Regions from separate parts of the Homo sapiens genome. Here regions 2, 3 and 4 are each linked to region 1. A link is a loop called in an ENCODE intact Hi-C map of the cell type or tissue named here. Cell type or tissue: endothelial cell of umbilical vein. All regions are shown on one strand.

What was found. A loop is a pair of places that touch in the nucleus more often than their neighbours do. Peaks named below come from ENCODE experiments on the same cell type or tissue, not always from the same donor. Only the 100,000 strongest peaks of a DNase experiment are listed, where the experiment ranks them.
Region 2: it touches region 1 in a loop (8-fold over the local background); 2 of 110 quality-filtered maps call a loop at or near these places.
Region 3: it touches region 1 in a loop (4-fold over the local background); 3 of 110 quality-filtered maps call a loop at or near these places.
Region 4: a loop joins it to region 1, with 5 times the contacts of the local background. A loop is called at or near these places in 2 of 110 quality-filtered maps.

What each region holds. Positions count from the first base shown.
Region 1 is chr6:22,610,755-22,615,754 of GRCh38, forward strand. No RefSeq gene overlaps it. Among named protein-coding and RNA genes, the nearest start is that of HDGFL1, 44 kb to the left of the region's middle. In endothelial cell of umbilical vein, no CTCF peak of the experiment used is centred here; DNase peaks (open chromatin) are centred at 1,807 and 3,097; H3K27ac peaks cover 1,365 bases.
Region 2 is chr6:22,881,817-22,886,816 of GRCh38, forward strand. No RefSeq gene overlaps it. Among named protein-coding and RNA genes, the nearest start is that of LINC03005, 170 kb to the left of the region's middle. In endothelial cell of umbilical vein, no CTCF peak of the experiment used is centred here; DNase peaks (open chromatin) are centred at 1,445 and 2,785; H3K27ac peaks cover 3,788 bases.
Region 3 is chr6:22,469,334-22,474,333 of GRCh38, forward strand. The region is part of intron 4 of LOC105374971 (a long non-coding RNA gene); the gene reads left to right. Among named protein-coding and RNA genes, the nearest start is that of HDGFL1, 98 kb to the right of the region's middle. In endothelial cell of umbilical vein, no CTCF peak of the experiment used is centred here; DNase peaks (open chromatin) are centred at 1,908 and 2,618; H3K27ac peaks cover 1,332 bases.
Region 4 is chr6:21,945,371-21,950,370 of GRCh38, forward strand. The region is part of intron 5 of CASC15 (cancer susceptibility 15); the gene reads left to right. Among named protein-coding and RNA genes, the nearest start is that of NBAT1, 200 kb to the right of the region's middle. In endothelial cell of umbilical vein, no CTCF peak of the experiment used is centred here; a DNase peak (open chromatin) is centred at 2,691; H3K27ac peaks cover 1,437 bases.

The DNA.
Region 1 (5,000 bases):
TGAGATAGAGTCTCGCTCTGTCACCCAGGCTGGAGTGCAGTGGTGCGATCTTGGCTCACTGCAACCTCTGCCTCCTGGGCTCAAGTGATTCTCATACCTCAGCCTCCCGAGTAGCTGGGATTACAGGTGTGTGCCACTGCACCTGGCTAATTTTTGTAATTTTAGTAGAGATGGGGTTTCTCCATGTTGGCCAGGCTGGTCACGAACTCCTGGCCTCAAGTGATCCACCCGCTTCAGCCTCCCAAAGTGTTGGGATTACAAGCGTGAGCCACCGCGCCCGGCCCAACACAATGGATATTTATAAAGTCAATTTTTTTATGGGGTTGAGAAAGATAACTTTTAAAAATAATGGGAAAATATTCTGTTTGTACACAGAGATAAAGAATACGTATGATGATCTTGAAAATGCCTTGCCTATCAGCCTGGAACAGTACGGATTGATCAGGTGACTAGGGAAAGCATCCAATCTCCAAAAATGTACTAGAAGAGAGATAGGAAGAAAAATTCATTGACTAGTAAATGTTCCATATTTCAAGTCTGTTACATAAAAATTAAGTACTTAAAAATTCAGTGATGTTTCAAATTAAATTAGACTAAGTCCCAATATAGAAACATGTAAAATATATACACAAGTCTTTGAGACTATTTGGATATACCTGGATATATTTTCCTTGTGGCAGAATGTGGGTCATGAAAAATAATAATCTTTCGTTTTCGAAGTAGAAATATACTAATGCATAAATGTATTGCTTATAATGTATCAGTCTGCAAGGTATTATTTTTCTCATAATAGGAAATGGCAGACGTAGGTAACTATATTCTTCTGGTGTAAAATGGAACAGAACAATCTTTTGCAATTACAATGCATAGACTATACCGGCCCTAGTGCAGGAAGCATAACAATTTGCATATTTTAATTTGGAGGTTAGGGACCCCTGTCAAAGTAACAGCTTGGACCAGGTCAGCAAGGAGAAATCGAGAAGAGAGAAATAATTGAAAAGGCAGTTCCCAACAAAATGAAATTTGTCTCGTTGTCACTTAAGGTTGTCTTCTTGTCTTTTTGAGAGAGCAAGGTCAGCTTAAGAATGAAGGGAGAGTAGAGCATGGTAGATCACTAAGGACCAAAGGATAATTTTTTAAATAACAGTGGCAATTGCAATATATATTTATGAAGGGAAGAAGAAAAGAATGCACATCGCTTTCCAGTTAAGAGTCAGCATGTGTCCTTTGAGTAGAAATATTGCAGATGTGTACATGGCAGCTCTGAAGTTTGTCCTCAAAGACAAGCAGGTTACAAAGGAGATGAAGTACTTAATGAAATAATTTAGTGTGACATATTGATATTGAAGGCTGGAAGGCAGAAAAGGATTTGCAACAAAATTAAGGTATGTCTTTCTTGAAACAGTTCCCTGTTCCTTTCTCCGAGGGCTGATATGAGATTTTCACAAGAAAACAAGCTCGTTTTATTTCTCTCTTCAAGTTTATGCCAAAACATAGATGCCAATGTGAAGCTCAACATCTGCACCACATGAAAATCTCATTGGAATATAGTCCAGAGAAAAGTCAAGTTATGAAATGTTTCTTCGGTTATGTATTGGAGGGGTTTTAATCTCTCCAGTGTCATGTGTTTTCAGTTAGAATGTACGTTAGTAAAAAAAAACTTAGAGCACTAGCAGTGAAGGGAATTAGGCCTGGGAAATGTTAGTTTTAGATAGAGGGAGTGGAGGTGGCTAGTGCTGTTATCAGGGCATAAAACAGCAGCCAAACTTCTATTCTGAGTAAGGATAAACAAGGTCACAAGTTTCTGAGTATACTATAGAGTCATTGCTTGAGAAAATGAAGAAACGTATTTCATGTTCATGATATAGTGTCAACATTTACATAAAAAGGAAAGAAAAACACCCGCAAAAAAAGCTATATTCTGTGATCGCCAAGTTATTTTCTGCCCTCAAACATCTGAAGGAAACCCATTCCACAGTAATGATGGCTGACTATGTCAGTGACTCTCAACTGGCAGTAAGTAGAGAATAAAAGTTTGCAGGAAGGCAGGTAGGAAGGATGAAATGTAAGAGTTCCCCTTTCCCTCCTATGTATAGAATCAAGAGTACAGCATAAATCACCAGGTGAAGAATCAAAATACCAGGCTTAGAGTACTAACTCTCTAGCTGTGCAACCTTGGACAAATCAATTAGTATTAATAACTCCAATTTTCAGTTTTCTCATGTTGAAACAATACATTGCTCTGCACAGTTTTTGTGAAACTACATACATGAATGTGCTGTTTTAGACTGTAAAGTGTGCTGAAAATTTAAGTTTTTCTTATTAATTGGCAGAGATGAATGTTCCTACTTGGTCTCGAGATTCTTGCAAACCCATTTGTTTAGTCATTTTCCCTAGAGCTGAGTCTCAAACACCTATGTGCTTTGTCTCTGGTCCCAATCAGATAAACAATGTTATGACCTGCTTCTACACACTTGCCTGCCCAGGGCATCCCTCCAGGAGGAATGGACTTGTCCTCACAGATGCATGTTTAATATGAAGAACAACTGTTACTCCAAAAACAGTCCTGAAATTTCTGTCACCTAGTGACTCCTAAATTTACTGTGATTTTTCCCTTTTGAAAAATAATAAGAAAATGTGTCAAACAACATATCTAATCCTGAGGTAATGTGAAACTCATATAGCTCCTGGTGAGAAGCTGCAAAGTGGCAATTCTGAAGAGAAAGTTTATAGAATATGCTTGGCAATCTTGAGAATTTTCATTAAAAAAAAGACCATACAACACTTGCTATGAAAAGATATTACATTTTCTCCAGAGAAGTAACACTTCCTCCTTTGTTCTGGAGGTTCTCCAAAGATTTCAGAGCCATTTTGCAGGTTGTGTTACCTAAAGTTATTAAAACTCACAAAATATCCATGAAGTAATAAAATGGAAGCTATTCGTATGCCAATCAAACAGATACTGAAACAACGGTCCTAAGGAAATATGACCTGTCTAAAGCCTCCTAACAAAAAACTGATGGGTCCAGAAATAGAATCTAGGCAGCTGACTCTAGACATTCCAAAACACTTCCTCTCTTCAGAATTATTATTGTTAATTCCCTCTACACATAAACAACCTCCAGCTCCCGGAGGATGGATGAGATCATGCTAACAAGTCATCCATTCTTTCCATAAGAAACACAGCAGTCATAGCCAATGAGCTAATTCATAGAATGTCCATGTGCCATAGTGAACACACACACACACACACACACACACACACACCCCACACTCCCATTCTAGATGCAGATTGTTTTTGTTTTCTTCAGCTAAGCTGTAGTTGAGATTTTAATTTCAAGCTTTAGCCCATGATTTTTTGCCTGAATTTCACACTATATGCTTTTCTATTTCTACTTGTTCTTTCCTTCCTGTACCAAATAATAAAGAACTAGACCATAGTAAAATGGATTTTTGACAGATTTTATAATTTAGCTATTGTCACTTCCACAAAGGCCATTCATTAAACTAACATGTATTATGGACATGAAATAGAATTTGAAAAGCTGAAAGTCATTCAACCCTGACCATAAAAAATACTTCCATAATTTAAACTTACCATATCAGAATTAAACTTGATTTGAAGATGTTAAAAAATGAATATATTTGAGAAAGAAATCCTTGCAAATAGCATCTCAATATAATGTTGGCAATTTGCACAATTTATGTATATTTTCTCCTGCCAAGATACTTCTAAGAAAAGACAACGGTAAAGACAATGGTAGTAGGAAAGAGGAATTGGGTCTCCAAAGACCATCTGCAGTTATCGGCAAAAGATACTTTGTCTATGTGTGCAGTTTTAAAAAGACTGGTAGCCTATACTGGATTTTAGGTCAGAATGGAGCATGTGGTGTTGAGGGGGAAAGCATTACCAGCTTCGTCTTCTTTAAATATGAAAGAGGATATTCTGGCTACATTGTTGGTGATCAGCAGTGTCTGACTCAGCCTCTGCAATTTTTCCATTATAATGCTCATGAAAATAGGGAAAGAGATACAGTTTCAACAGTGGAAACTAGAAATGTGGGTCAAAAATGTGTCAGGAAAAAGTTGGAGAGTCAACTAAGGAAAACTTAGCCTGGAGGCAGAGTGAGAAAGGCACATGGGTTAATGAGGTAGGGGATTTCCATCTACGCATACTCATGGAGGCACAAACCCACCTTTCTGCTTTGTAAAAGCCCACCTCTATTTAATCCAAATACACTGTTTCACCCCTTGGCCCTGCTTCAATCTCTAATGCATCTCTCCACCCCAATATTCCTCAGTAATGAAATGCTAATGAGGTCAAAATGGATGTGAGTAATATTTTAGATTTTCTTCACTATTTGGGATTTTTCTGCAATGCAAGAAATACAGAGAACTTCAGACTAGACAGAATAAGATTCTTCCCTTATGTCTAGACAAGGTAATCTAGTCATAACACCATGAGATTGTTTCTCAGACCAACAGATACTAAATTAAAGACAACACGGTACCAGAAAGTTGACCGGTGTGAACAGTGATACCTCCTATATCTTAAGATTTGAAAGGATGATTCTAATTAGATTCAGATAAAACTGAATAATACTAAAACAGAATAATCCATTTGTTTCAAGGATGAGGCAATCTCTTTTCAAAACAAGTAAGTACTGTATGAAGTGATTGTATAACACAAAACACAGACACTAGCACTAGAGAAGGAGCAGAAGGATATTTTTTGAAATCATTTATAATTTTAAAAGCTGATAAATTATTGTATTTATTGTATTTGTTTTTTGCTGTAAAAAATGTAAGGAAACAAGGCTTCTACACAATAAGCCAATAATGGTAAATTTGTTAAAATTACAGACTGACATTTGAATTGGAAGGACAGAAAGTAGCATGATGGTTTCTAGAGGCTGAGAAAAGGAAGGAGGAGAGAATTGTTTAATGAGTACAGAGTTTCAAGTTTGCAAAATGAAAAGAGTTTTGGGGATTGGTTACAC
Region 2 (5,000 bases), 270 kb after region 1:
TACTCAAAAAAGTCACCGATGACTTCTATCTTACAAAATCCCATGGTCATAGGTATAAAATCTAAAACTATAAAATTTCTGGAAGAACATTAGGAAAAATTTTTAAACGTGTGTTAGTTAAGCAAAGATTTCTTAATTGTGACAGCAGAAGCAGGATTTATGAAAGAAAAAATGATATTTTGGGCTTAATCAAACTTAGAAACCTCTGCTCTTTGAAGAACATTAGTAAGAGAATAAAAAGAAAAGCCACAGACTCTGAGAAAATATTTGCAAAGTAGATAACTGATAAAAGTCTGGTGGACAGAATACATACAGAATATTCATATCTCACTAATAAGGGAACAACAAATTCAATGAAAAAAATGGATAAACGATGTGAATGGATAATCCACCAAAGAAGATAATAGAGTTGGAAGATAAGTACATGAAAAGATGCTCAGTATCATTAGTCATTAGGGAAATGGAAATTAAAACGACAATGATATGCCATCTTTTAGGATGGCTAAAACTAAAAGAAAAAAACCTATATAGCAACTAGAATTCACTTATATTGCTGGTAGTCATAAAAAATGGTTTAACAACTTTGAAAAGCAGTTTTAACATTCAGGTTTTTTTTTTTTCATAAAATTAAACATACAATTATCATATGACCCAGGAGCTAAGTATTTACTCAAGTGAAATGAAAACCTATGTTCAAACAAAAATTTCTATGTGAATATTTATTGTGAATTCATTTGTCACTTTCAAAACTGAAAGAATCATCAGTAGCGGAATGAAGAAACAAATTGTGGTCCATCTATACACTGCAATGCTACTCATCAGTAAATACAAAGGAATTACTGATATGTGTAATAAGAAGATGAGTCTCAAAGGCTTTATACTAAGTAAAAACAGTCAGATTCAAATGGCCACATGCTGAATGATTCCATTTATAGGACATATTGTGAAACTACAGAGGCAGAAAACAGATCTGTCGCTAGCTATGGGGAAGGTGTTGGCTACAAAAAGCCACAGGATATTTGAGTCCTGATAAAAGTTCTATGTGATGATTATGGTGGTGATAATACAACTGTGTATGTTTCTGAAAACTTGCAGAACTTTAAGCCAGAAAGAGTATTTTACTTTATGTAAATTTTACCTTAGTGAAAAAAAAGGCTGTGGACATTTACCCCATAAACAGCTATGATAACTGATTATCATTCAAAAATAATCTAGGGGTTAATTCTAAGTCTGCACCTTATCTGACCTTTCAGCAGCATTTGGCAAAGTTGACCACTTCCCTCCTTTCATGAATTACCTTTTAATTTTTTTAATTTTTTGTTTCATGCATAACACACTTTTCATGTTGGCATTCGACCTTTACTGACTGCTCCTCACAATCTCATTTCCTGACCCTTCCTCCTATTCTTTACCTCTAAATGCCGGAATGCCTTGGCTCTTTTAGGCAGGGTGGCCAGACCAGGCTTCTTTCAGGAGGGGAAAGTTGAACAGAAATCTAAACAAAGAGGAAACACAACGTTTCCTCTTAGGACTGGTGAGATAATTTGTGGGGTCTAGCGCAAAATGAAAATATAGGGCCCCCAGTTCAAAACTTATGAATAATTCCAAGATGGCAACAGGACAGCGTTAATCCAGGGGGCCCCTCTGAGTGCAGGACCCTGTGGGACTGTGCAGGTCACACACCGGATGCCATTGAAGCTGGTCCTGTTGCTGCTTCTCAGCACGTCCACTCCTAAGGCCCATGTCAAAGCTGAGCTGTCTCTCACAGGACAATCTCAGTGACTTTGCAGCTGGACTTCTTGCTTCTGTTCTTTTTCCCTTTTAGGAAATTATCCACATAGAAGCCAGAGTAATCTTTTTAAAATATCATTGTGCTCCTCTGCTCAAAACTTTTCAGTGACTTTCCATCACTTTCCTATAAAATCCCAAGGCTGGCTAAGGCTACCACCCCTCCAGATCTGGCCCCACCTGATTTTATGACCTTGTCTGTTACCACCCTCCCTTTCCATCACTTGCTCAAGCCACTCTGGCCACCGTGTTCCTCTTTAAGTCAGTCCAGTGCCTTTCCACCTCATGGCCTTTACACTTGCTAGCCCATTACTGTAGAACACGGCTTTCTCAGTTCTTTGTGAGATATATTCTCTTTGTTTTCAAATTTCTGTTCAACTCTCATATCCTGAAGGAGGTCTTCTGTGTCCACCCTGTCTAAAAGAGTTGTCCCTCTCCTACCTGCAACACCTCCTGCCAAGTCTCTTTATGTTCTCTTTCCCTGAATAACATGTTTTTCATAGAACTCATCTGGAATTCTCTCGTACACTACTTTATTATCCATTTTCCCTGCAGACCTGTAACCCCCATGAGAACAGAGGCTTAATCTGGTTTCTTGCTGTATATCTGGTGCATAAGATGTGCCTAACACATATTAGACTCTCAGTACACACACACACACACACACACACTCTTCTCCTCTTTGCTTTGGTACTTGCATTTCTCCTCTTTTCTTTGCTACTTGCTATAAAATTATCCCTGCTCCTTCACTCTTCCATAAGTAAATCAATAGTAGGCTGAACCATATGAAATGGTGACATTGTGAATACGTGATCATTTTGGAACTACAAAATGGCAGTTTCATATGGTTCAAATTAATAATATTGTATAAAAACAAAAACACATGAATGTGGCAATGACACACTGATTAAGATAACAAAGGTATTTGATAGGAAAGGTCAAACATCATGATCAGAATATTGTTCCATATAAATAAAACCTGGAGCCGCCACTGTGATGCCTCTACCTTCCTGTGAAAGTTACGAAGCCGGTAGAGAGTGACAGGATGTCTGCTTCCTGAATGATAAGAAGAAACGAATGGATTTCACACTGACAGCTTGTTAATCCACTACTTGGCAACCACAACATTGGAGACCAATCCTCAGTTTCAAAAATCCGCATTCTCTCTTGAAGTCTTATTTAAGTAATATCTGTGCAATCGATGAATGAAGCCAAACCAGAGACATGTATAAAAATCATAATGGTATTCACTGACAGATATTAGCTCTTTCTTTGCTAATCCAGAGAAAGGATTTTTTTTCATTTTTCTTTCCAGCACACCAGCTATTATTAAATTTAAGAAGTGCCAAAAACTAATCCTTTTTTTTTCCTATTTCTAACAACTGAAACATATAATCCCATGGTATTTGCACATTATACTTAATTGCAAATGGTTATCAACAGCATAAATCTCACATTAGTATGCTAGCTTCAGTGAGATTTGTTTGTACTTCCCACCTTTAATACTACGGATGGTTTAATACTGAATAATCTTTATATTTCAATACTTTCAGCTGCTTTTTACCTTTTTAGGTTTTCTTATCCAAAGTTTTCCCTGCAGCTTTGTAAGCATAATAAATCTATCGGCCTCCAAAGCCCACCTGACTTGAGACGTGATGGAGTTGGTAGGTTCACCAATTGAGTATAAGACTAAAGATTTCTTTCCTTATTCCTTTTCCAACTTTCTCCCATTGACTAATGTAATTTATATGCATGTGTATTCTGTGAGCATATTCAAACCTGAAATTTATGCTTTTGAAAAAATATAGCAATGATCAGGTTTACCTCTCTGATAACTAAATATATACTCATAATCATCAAACATTGCTAGCTCAATCTGTGCTACGCATATTCCTCCTATTAGGAAGACGTGCAGATGTTTTTGGTTATTAATCAGATACTAGATAAACAAAAAATTATTAGGAGATAGAAAATCAATTAAGTGAAAAGGAGAGTGACATCTATGCCTATGAAAGCAAGTCAGAGTTTCCTTATATGAACATAATAAATACCTAAAATTTTATCTCAACAGTTCTTTTTACCAGTTTTGAAAAAAATCCCAGCAAAATAAGTATATTGCTTAAAAATTTCATTATAAAGACACTGATAAAGGCTTACAAAAATTAAGTATACAGCATATTTTCAAATTAATCTTAACTTATATTAATCTGTTTATGTTTTTATAGAGCATTTTTCTAAGATAGTATGTGTATTAGAGAGAGAGAGAGAGAGAGAGAGTGTGTGTGTGTGTGTGTGTGTGTGTGTGTGTGTATAGTATGTGCTTCAGTAAGAAAAGACAGATGCAAATGTTAGTAGTGTGGTCCAAAACAACAATGTCCAATAATAAGGGATAATTAAGATGACTATTTTTGTTGGGGAAAAAATAATGCAGACATGGTCATCTTACTTGTTATTTATTATTAGATACTGAAGAATGTTTGACTAAACTTGCAAATGAGGGTACTTTGATGGAGTAGACATTTCAACTCACGTTCTTTTTTTTTTTTTTTTTTTGAGACGGAGTCTCGCTCTGTCGCCCAGGCTGGAGTGCAGTGGCGTGATCTCGGCTCACTGCAAGCTCCGCCTCCCTGGTTCACGCCATTCTCCTGCCTCAGCCTCCCGAGTAGCTGGGACTACAGGCGCCTGCCACCACACCCAGCTAATTTTTTTTTTTTGTATTTTTAGTAGAGACAGGGTTTCACCATGTTAGCCAGTATGGTCTCGATCTCCTGACCTCATGATCCTCCTGTCTCAGCCTCCCAAAGTGCTCGGATTACAGGCGTGAGCCACCGCGCCCAGCCTCAACTCACATTTTTAAAAATCTTTTCAAACTACATTGCTTTTGTTGAATAAAGATGTTCAAAACATGTAGGATGGCTTAGTAAAATAGACGTTAATAGAAATGGTCATAAAAGAAAGGTATAAAAAATACACTGCTTTTTTAGCAACCACATAGATCTTTAGCGGATATTTAATTCGTATTTTGGGATAATCTTTACATGAAACAATGATACTCTTTCACAATCTCCACGTCTAATTATAGTACACCTACTTAGATTTTGAATTTGGCAAATATGTCATATTTTGTTGTAAAGCATGCCTTCCTCGATTCTTTTATTTGCTAAGGGTTGGTTCTACTTTTAACAGTAGTTCCCAAGGCTGACTGCATATTA
Region 3 (5,000 bases), 140 kb before region 1:
CATCCCCATTTGTAGATGAGAAAACGGAAGCAAAGAAAAGTTAAGTGTTTCTTCAACTTAACAAGTTGATTACTGGTGAATTGAATCTAGGGAATCTGACTCCAGATATCTCGCTTTTAAATGGATGCTTTATGGCTAAGGTTCACTTGCTTCTTTGCAAACAAACAAATCCAGTGTTTCTGTTTCCTCTTGTAGGTAACTGTCTATTGACTTAATATTACAACAATCCACATTATTTCAACATTTCTTAACTTTTCTTTTCGATCCTTCTTGAGTGGCAGGATTGTTGAGTAGATAAACAAAATGTAATATGTTCATACAATGAAATATTACTCAGCGATGAAAAGGAATGAAGTACTGATACATGCTACAACATGAATGAACCTTGAATACATTATGCAAAGTAAAAGAAGCCAGGCACAAAAGGATACATATTGTATGATTCCATTAGTATGAAATGTTCAGAATAGACAAATCTAGAGACAGAAAGTAGATAAATGGTTGGCAGAGGCTGTGGGGAGGGAGGCAATAGGGATTGGCTGCTAATGAGGATGGGTTTTTTTTTGGTAAGACAACTACTATTAGGTCCCTGCTCCAGTCTTTGTCTCAGAACCAAGTTTTGGTATCAAGACAACCAGAAAGAAATATCATCCTTCTGTGGCCTCACGCAGTGAAACTTCTGCGAGTGACAAACTTTCCCAAAGAACCCACGGTAGTCTTTGCATCTATATACTTATACTAAAGTTTCCCAAATAATTAATAAGCATTTCTCACCCACAGGTTACTCATCTTAGGGCTTAATTTGTAAAGCTTCTTGAAAGCTTTGGTATCCAAAGTGTGGCTCTAGGCCTACACGGCCACTGCTTAGAAGCATGTTACAAATGTAAATTCTGGGGCCTCACTTAGGCCTATTGAATTAGAGTCTGCATTTTAACAAGGTCCTTAGGTGATTCCTGAGCATCATGAAGTATGAGAAGCTCTGCTTTAAAGAACAGACATGCCTACACTGCCAGAATGTGATTCAAAGACCAAAATCCCACCTCTGCCAAATATTGGCCATGTAAATGTGAGCAAGTCGTATAGAGACTGTGAGCTTCAGTTTCTGCATCTGTAAAAGAGATCACATAACCAACAGCACAGGGTTGTTGAAGGATGATAGTAGAACCCATGAAAAGTATTTGAAATGGTGCTGGGTATACGTTGTCAAAGCAAGGCTGACCCTGTGTGGACGTGACTTTTGATGTCAGGATGAACTCCAGAGCAAGGGCAACCTCGTCTTTTTGGTCCTGCCCTGGGACTTCCCCAGGCCAGAGTGGCATGGGTGGCAGTGGAAGTGGGAGGTGAGGCGGTCATGCATTTGTGGTGGCCAGGGGCCTGGAAAATCTGATGTCAAGGAATGTCCCAGAAGCAGGAGGAAGGTTGACAGGGCTCAGGGAGAGACCCGCTTCCTTTAGCTTTATCAGTATATTCACACACAAGGATTTTTGCACATCTAGCCTCAAACCAAGGGACAGTCCAATGAGAGAATTGAAAAGGGGAAATGTAAGTCAGCAATAAAGGACTTAAAACATAAGAGAGAGAACTAAGAAGGTAGGAAAAAAGGAGTGATAACCACACCCAGACTCTAAAAGAGCTCTGAGGATAATCAGTTTAGCCCGCAGCAGAACCTATTGTACAGGCAGATCTTCCCGGTCTCTGCCCCTGTGGGGTTTGCAGGTGAATGCATTGATAGAGGGGGAATTTTCCTATTGCCACTAACAGGCTCAGGACACATTTTCAGAATGCATTATAAAAACAGCACTTCCTCAGCGTCCCTCACTGTGGTCACACTTCCTGATCAACATGGATTTTGTTATAATAGTTTCTCTCTGTTGACAGAAATGTAGCTGGCAAACTCAGGCAGCCTGCAGCTGGATCCTGAGCCAAAACAAACACACCCTTTGGCTCCTCCTAGCTCCAGATGATTGTAGTTTTTGACTAGGTGCCCTGGCAGCCTCCATGGCTATCATTGTTATTATTTCAACTTATTGTAAACTTTCTAAAATAATTCGAGTAAAGATATATATTCCATGATAGGACAAGGGTCAGCTAAGTTCACTGTAAGAGGAGAAAACACAGAGCGAGGTGTAAAGCTGCCTGGGGCAGTGTTCTTTAGAAATAGAGATTCATGACCTTCTAGATCCCCTTTCCAGTGTCCTGTTGCCTGAACTGTTTTTCACATTATAGGGGCGACATGATACACTGAGTGTAAAATATGCCAACATGATCTAGAATCTACTGGTTATTTTTGCACCTGGTTTTAATTCTGGCCACCAGAAAGTAAAATAAAATAAATAGGATCTTCAGTTTCATTTTTTAAAATTTATATTATTTCTTTTTTTCATATTTCTATTTCTATCTCTACTTTCGTTTTGACATTTCTATGTATTAGATATTACCATGAACTCCTGAAATTGTGGCAAATTGAGTGGGTAGTAGAGTTAAAGTCTCTCTCTGCCTTTTTCCAATCTGCTCTCATTTTCACTTATTTATGTGCTTCTTCCCCCTGTCTCTGACACACGCCAGTGCCTCCCAGACTCCTAAGCAGGTGTGTATGTGCTGGAAACTTCCACCAGGGCTTCCCCATTGTGTCCTAAATCCCACTTTCCGCCGCGCTGCTTCCTCACCCTCTCTGTCTGTTTCCTGCATCTATTTCTGTAACTTTCATTAAACACTTGTTGTCTGCCTTGGGTTGTTAAGATGCTGGCTTCTCTGACCAAAAGGTGTTGTCACTTTTAAATCTTCCTTGTTTGCATCCTCATTTGTCCTGGCAATGTTATTTTGCACTAAAGAGACTGTGAAGATGAGTTTATAGAATTCCTTAATTCCATGATATCTTGCTCTGGGCCACTAAAAGGGGGATGAAAGAATGTGATAATACATCTTTATTATTTTCCAAATGCTAAAAGAGGTAACCAAGCTCATGATATTTCATAGAAATCCTCTACTGAAGTAAACGGAGACAGTGCCACGCAAACCGACAATTAGTTCCCAAAGACCTGAGTCCTCAAGTTGGCTTGTCTTCCTTTTACTCTATGTCTTAAGTTTGTGGTACATATACACCATAGAATACTATGCAGCCGTAAAAAAAATGAGATCATATCCTTTCCAGGAACATGGATGGAGCTGGTAGCCATTATTCTTAGCAAACTAATGCAGGAGCCAAAAACAAAACACTGCACGTTCTCACTTATAAGTGGGAGCTAAATGATGAGAACATATGGACACATAGAGGGGAAAAACACACACTGGGGCTTACTAGAGGGTGGAAGATGGGAGGAGGGAGAAGATCAGGAAAAACAACAAATGGTTACTAGGCTTAATACCTGGGTGACAAAATAATCTGTACAACAAACCCCCATGGCACAAGCTTATCTATATAACAAACCTGAACATGTGCCCCTGAACTTAAAATAAAAGTTAAAGTTAAAAAATGAGCTAATTTAAATAAGCAACAATTATGTCATTTTGCCCCTCATGACCTATGGCTTTTGTCAACATCGTCAGGATATATGTCAGGTTTTTCCTTCAGTCAAAAGACAAAATTACAGCACATTTACTTGAACAATCTATTTTTTCATTATATTTTAAGTTTTCGGGTACATGTGCAGAACGTGCAGTTTTGTTTCGTAGGTATACACATGCCATGGTGGTTTGCTGCACCCATCAACCTGTCATCTACATTAGGTATTTCTCCTAATGCTGTCCCTCCCCTACCCCCAACCCCCCTACAGGCCCCGGAGTGTTATGTTCCCCTCCCTGTGTCCATGTGTTCTCATTGGTGAACAATCTATTTGGCTTGTAGTTGTGATTCTAAGATTGGGCAACATTGGCCAGGCGCGGTGGCTCACGCCTGTAATCCCAGCACTTTGGGAGGCTGAGGCGGGCGCATCATGAGGTCAGGAGATCCAGACAATCCTGGCTAACACGGTGAAACCCCGTCTCTACTAAAAATACAAAAAATTAGCCAGGCGTGGTGGCGGGCGCCTGTAGTCCCAGCTACTCGGGAGGCTGAGGCAGGAGAATGGCATGAAGCCCAGAGGCGGAGCTTGCAGTGAGCCGAGATTGCGCCACTGCACTCCAGCCTGGGCGACAGAGCGAGACTCCGTCTCAAATTAAAAAAAAAAAAAAATTGGGCAACACCTCATTCTACAAAACAGAATTCTATACAATAGAGAGTGTGTTGCAATGAGCTGAGCAGAGGAGAGTGGCTTTCAGTTAGAAAAAGGTTGAAGAAGGCAGAGACAAAGAATGAAAAGTGGATTGATCATTCCAGAATGACTTTCTTTATAGGTTTCAGCAGTGGGAAATTCCTTAATATGCCAGCTCAGGTAAACTAGGTTTCTTCTGGTTGATTGCTGTCAATCTCCTGGTTTTGTGTTTGTTTGCTTATTTTTATTTATTTTTTAAAATTTTTGAAAACTGGCCTGTTTCAGAGTTTAGTTTAATTATGTGGTATTTAGCGTGAGTGACTTCATTCTGGTTTAGTTTGGTTGGCTGGGGCCCAGTGTAGGAGCACAGTCCCAATACTGACCTCACGTAACTTGGTTTAGTACCTCCAAAAACGGGAGTGAGGAGCAGAGCACCCCATAGATAACCTTTCTTCACCCATCAGGACTCTCAGGTAGAGGGTGACACCCATTAACCATCACAGTGCTCAGCCGCTTGCCACACAGGACTAACTTGTATAGTTGCCAAGAGAAATTGGCCAAAGAACTCAGGATCGTCTCTTCCCTGCTGTGCTCTGGGTTGTTCGGTCACATTGTCATGACAGTTCTTCCCACTTGTTCTTTGGGTGCCCATGGAAACTTAGTTTACTTTGTCAGTTTTCTTATCTGGCAGAAAACTAGTCTCCATGGTGACTAAGAGCCTCAGACATAAGGAGGGCAAAAATCAGTAATGGAAACAGTAATTGAGTTTGAGAGTTCTTTGGGGGAGACTGAAAGGTATTGGTAATTATA
Region 4 (5,000 bases), 670 kb before region 1:
TGACATCTGGTATTTTACTGATTTATTTGCTTCTGGTTTCTTATATCCCATAACTGTTCTTTGGCTTCACCTTTTAGTTTATTGAAATACATCCTTTAATATTTACTTTTGTTTTCAGTTTACCATCATTTTTCTTAGGTCTTTTTTTCTTTTTCCTGGAAGAAAAATTATAAAATTGTTATATAATATTTGATACATATGAAGGTGCACAAATACACACACATGAACATACACCTACAAACTGTAGGTATGTTATGAACCATAATAGTAAGTGAATTCACCATAGACATTTCCAATAGAGTTCACTCTACATGTATAAAAACCTCCTACTTCCTTCCCAGAGGTAACCACTAGTCTGAATATAGTGTTTCTCATTCTTTTGCCTTCAAAAACATACATACTAGGTTTTCAAAAATAGGTTTCAATAGGTTTTTTTTTTTTTTGAGACAGAGTCTTGCTCTGTCACCCAGGCTGGAGTGCCGTGGCACAATCTCGGCTCACTGCAACCTCCGCCTCCCAGATTCAAGCAATTCTCCTGCCTCAGCCTCCTGAGTAGCTGGGATTACAGGCACGTGCCACCGTGCCTGGCTAATTTTCGTATTTTTTTTTTTAGTAGAGACGGGGTTTCACCATGTTGGTCAGGCTGGTCTCAACCTCCTAACCTTGTGATCCACCCGCCTCAGCCTCCCAAAGTGCTGGGATTACAGGTGTGAGCCACCACGCCCGGCTTCAGTAGGTTTTTAAAATAACTGTAATAGGTTTAAGATTTGCTTATGTTTAACTTCATAAAAAATACTGTCACCTTGTGACTTGCCCTTTATTCAGAATCATGTTTCTAAGACTTAGTGTTACCGGTAGCAGCAGTTTTTCTACTACAGCTGTGGATAATATTACATCATTTGCATATACTACAATATATTTACTCATTCTCCCATAAGTAGACTTTTGGTCATTTAGATTTTTCCTATCAGTAGCAGTGTCATTATGAACACTGTTGTTTGTGTATGCCAACTGATGTGCTTCACGAGTTTCTCTAAGGCATGCACCCTGGAGTGAAGCTGCTTGGTGTAAATTATACCCACGGGCCCATCAGGTATCAAACTCCAGGCACCATTGGCTCATAGCTCTGGATTCCAGCAGCCTGTGGCTTAGCTCCTCCTGCCAGTTGGCCTTTGTGGTCTGTTTCTGGTCCATGATGAGGTTTATAATTTTTGTCCCTTGGGATTTCCCTTTTACCCTTTGCAATAGGTTTGGAACAACAGGGTCTGCCACTTGTGAACTCAAGGCATATTCATGAAATGAAGTCACCATCATTTACTTCTTCAAATATTTAGTGGTCAGAACAGAGGCCGTTTCTGGAATTATAAGGTTGAATTCTTCATACGATGATGTAGCTAGATTTTTTACAACTTGGTTTGTGTGTAAGGAAGCAGGTTCTTTTCCCTGAGTGTAATGTATATCAGCACTTTTCAGTGAGGGTGATTTTTTTTTTTTACCCAGGGGACATTTGTCAATGCCTAGAGACATTTTTGGTTGTCATGAATGGGGTAGGTGAAGGTAAAACTAGCATCTAGTGGGTAGAGGCTATAGATACAGCTAAACATTCTACAGGACATTGAACAGGGCAGCCCCCCACAACAAAGAATTATTGAGTCCTATATTCATAGTATTAGGGTAAAACCACAACCAAAACCCTACAATGTATAGGACAGCATTGCACAAAAAAGAATTATTGGGTCCAACATTTCAATAGCGCTAGGGCACCCTGATGTATGTGAAGATGATCAGTCATTGTGTTCTGAACGTATGATTCTAACACTAAAATTTGGGCCAGGCGTGGTGGCGCATGCATGTCATTCCAGCACTTTAGGAGGCTGAGGCAGGAGGATTACTTGAGCCCAGGAGTTTGAGACCGGCCTGAGCAACATGATAAAACTGTTTCTACAAAAGATAAAAGAAATCAGCTGGGCGTGGTGACATGTGCCTGTAGTCTCAGCTACTCGGGAGGCTGAGGTGGGAGGATCACTTGAGCCCTGGAAGTCAAGCCTGCAGTGAGCTGTGACCATGCCATTGCACTCCAGCCTGGGCAACAGAGTGAGACCCTGTCTCAAAATAAATTCATATTTAATAGAGTCACAACATTTTTTGCTTTTTCCCCCATGCCATGTCTTTGGAAGTGTGTGTTTGGAATGCCCAGGTAATACAGCTAGTGAATTACTTGCCTAATTTAGATCAAAGTATACAATTAGTGTGAAAAGAAAGATGAATTATCAAGAAGTAACGCAGGCTATATGAAAAATAGCAGGGTTTAATTTCTATTTCTGTCTGTCAGTGGAATTCTGTAAACGCTAGTGGACATTCTTCCTGTCCTAGCACGACTTCTCTTCCCAGCCATCTCAAGCTTTGATCAGGAAGGAGAAGGGAGGCATTCCTACACGCACCAGAACAGTGCAGTGGGGAGTTGGTCTGTGGATTTCGTGGAATTTTAGAAAAAAAAACAAAAAGCAACAAAAAAAAAAACCAGAGCACATCTCCCACTACTTACTGGGCCCGGCTCAGCAATAGCATTACCCAGTAAATATGGATGAATGGATGATCAAGAGTTTCCGCAGTCTGGTTTGCTTCCCTTCCTGTTCCAGGTCTTTCTTTGTCCATGAACTGCTGAAACCTGAGTGGGGGCTTCCACAAAGGGAGAGAAAGGGGGATGGAGAAGGAGGGAAAGGCAGATAACAGCCGAATGTAATCAGCATTTTATTACTGTCCTCAGGAAGTAGGAATAGGAAAAAAGAAGTAGGTTGGAGCAAGGAAAGTTAATTATGTGAGGTTATTTGACAGGAAATTACTAAATACAAACAGACAGAAGAAACACATTTTAAAGCAGGATAGGAAATCTCAAGTTACTCCACTCTGTGCATTCAAAACCCCCAAAGCAAATTCTGAAAATAGCAGTTTAAACAAAAGCTATCTTATCTGATAAAAGTATTTCAAACACAAAGGGAAATTTATATATTGGGCAGGCAATCTTAAAATAAACCGATTTTGTTGATAGCACTGCAAATGTAATTGTGGGAAACCCCCTTCTGATGTCTGAATTTATCTTGTAGATGTTTTGAATTTGGCATTTCAGTTCTATAAAGGTATATGTGTGTGTGTATTTCACCTTGGAAAATTATATATATGTGAAATAAAATGAAAAGTTTATTATGTTTGTGTTTTTTTTCAGTATTACAAAATTTTGGGGGAGTTAGGTATTATTAATAGTTCCAGAAGACTGTTACATCAGTACAGCCAGAGAACTGAGGTGTTCTCTAAAATCTTTATTTCTGGAGGTCATATATTTTAAATGTTTTAATTGATGTATTTGATTAACATAATTTTTTTTTATTGCTTTTCAGCCATTGGCAAAATTCGTAGAATCTTTGTAAATTATCCAAACATATTTGGTGTTGTTTTAAAGACTAAGTGATTAAGGAGTAGGACCTTTTCCTACCCTGAATGATTTCTGGTTCTTTAATGGCCTATGCTAAATAGTCAGTGTTGCAGACATAGAAAGGAGGGTCAGAAGTGGCTGTTCAGTAATCTGACCCTTTTAATTAAGGTTGTCATCCTAAGAAAAAAGACCCAAATAACAAAAAACACCAACAAAATACATACATATATGCATAAAGGGGCACACACACACACACACCCATATTTATATGTAGCTTTTCCAAAGAAAAAAGGAAGAAACTTTATTTTCTAGATCTTGATAGTAGGATTCTCTAAGGATTTTTTAAAATAGTTGAGATATTGAAGAGTCATATCATAGAAATTGGGTGGCTGTAAAATTGCACAGTCTGTGGATAAAGTTACACATTCCATGTTAGTTCAAAGAAAAAGCAATATTTTGAAAACATAAATGGAGCTCAAAGTCTGCATTCCTTTTAAAAGGCCAACACCTGTGGAAGGAATGCAGGTTGTTCCCACTTGACCTTCAACTGTGGAGCTGGGCTAGGTACTTCAGATGTTATGGTGGTCAAGTAGGAACCTCTCTCTGCAGCAGTGTCTCCTGGGACAGCACCTGTCCTGTCTGTTGTCAGGAAGCCAACATATGGCGACAGCTAGGAATAATCAGAGAGTAGATCCTAACCCTTGCTTTGAGGAGCTTGCTTTGTATACCACGAAGTCTCACAGTGATGGATGAGTGGGTGTAGATAATGTGCAATAAGCCATAACCTCTCTAAGCAATCAGGCTTACATTTTGCAAGTCCTGGGAAAACCTGGGCAGACAGTATTAGCACACTCAGACTGAGTCCTCTGTGTGTAGTAGTTGAAGATAAAGACATCATTGATGTTCCAGACAGATTCTCATCATGCATAAATAATTCCTTAGGACGGAATTACCATAGTTGCCTTGAGTGGCACTTCCCCTCCTTTAGGCCACTCACATTAGTTCAGCAGTTTATTGTGGCGTCTGAAGAATCAAATGCACAATTCAACCTCAAGAAGAAAATTACAAATAGCATATTCTTTTTGAACCGTGAATGTATTCGTCCACACAATATTTGATGGGAAAGAGATCTGGCTCATTTTTGCTTTTTTCATTAATTCTTTGTTTATTCAGTCAATATTTCTTAATTCCTTGATATATTCCAGGAGCTGTGGTGGAGGCAGAGAATGCAATGTGAAAAGCAATGCATTAGCAGGCAAGGTTGCTACTTCTTAGAACTAATAGTTTACTGTCATATGGTCATGCCTCCTCTATGCCCTAGCTTTGTGATCTTGGGCAAGTGACAATTCCTCTGTACCTCAATTTCTTTGGATACATTAGAGTGTTTTTTCCCCCAGGTGGCCCTTAAGATCTTGTTCAGTGCTAGTCTTTTTCGGATATATACTTTAGTTGTTAAATTTTTTTTTTTTTTTTTTGAGACGGAGTCTTGCTCTGTTGCCCAGGCTGGAGTGCAGTGGCGTGATCTTGGCTCACTGTAACCTCCACCTCCCAGGTTTAAGCGATTCTTCTG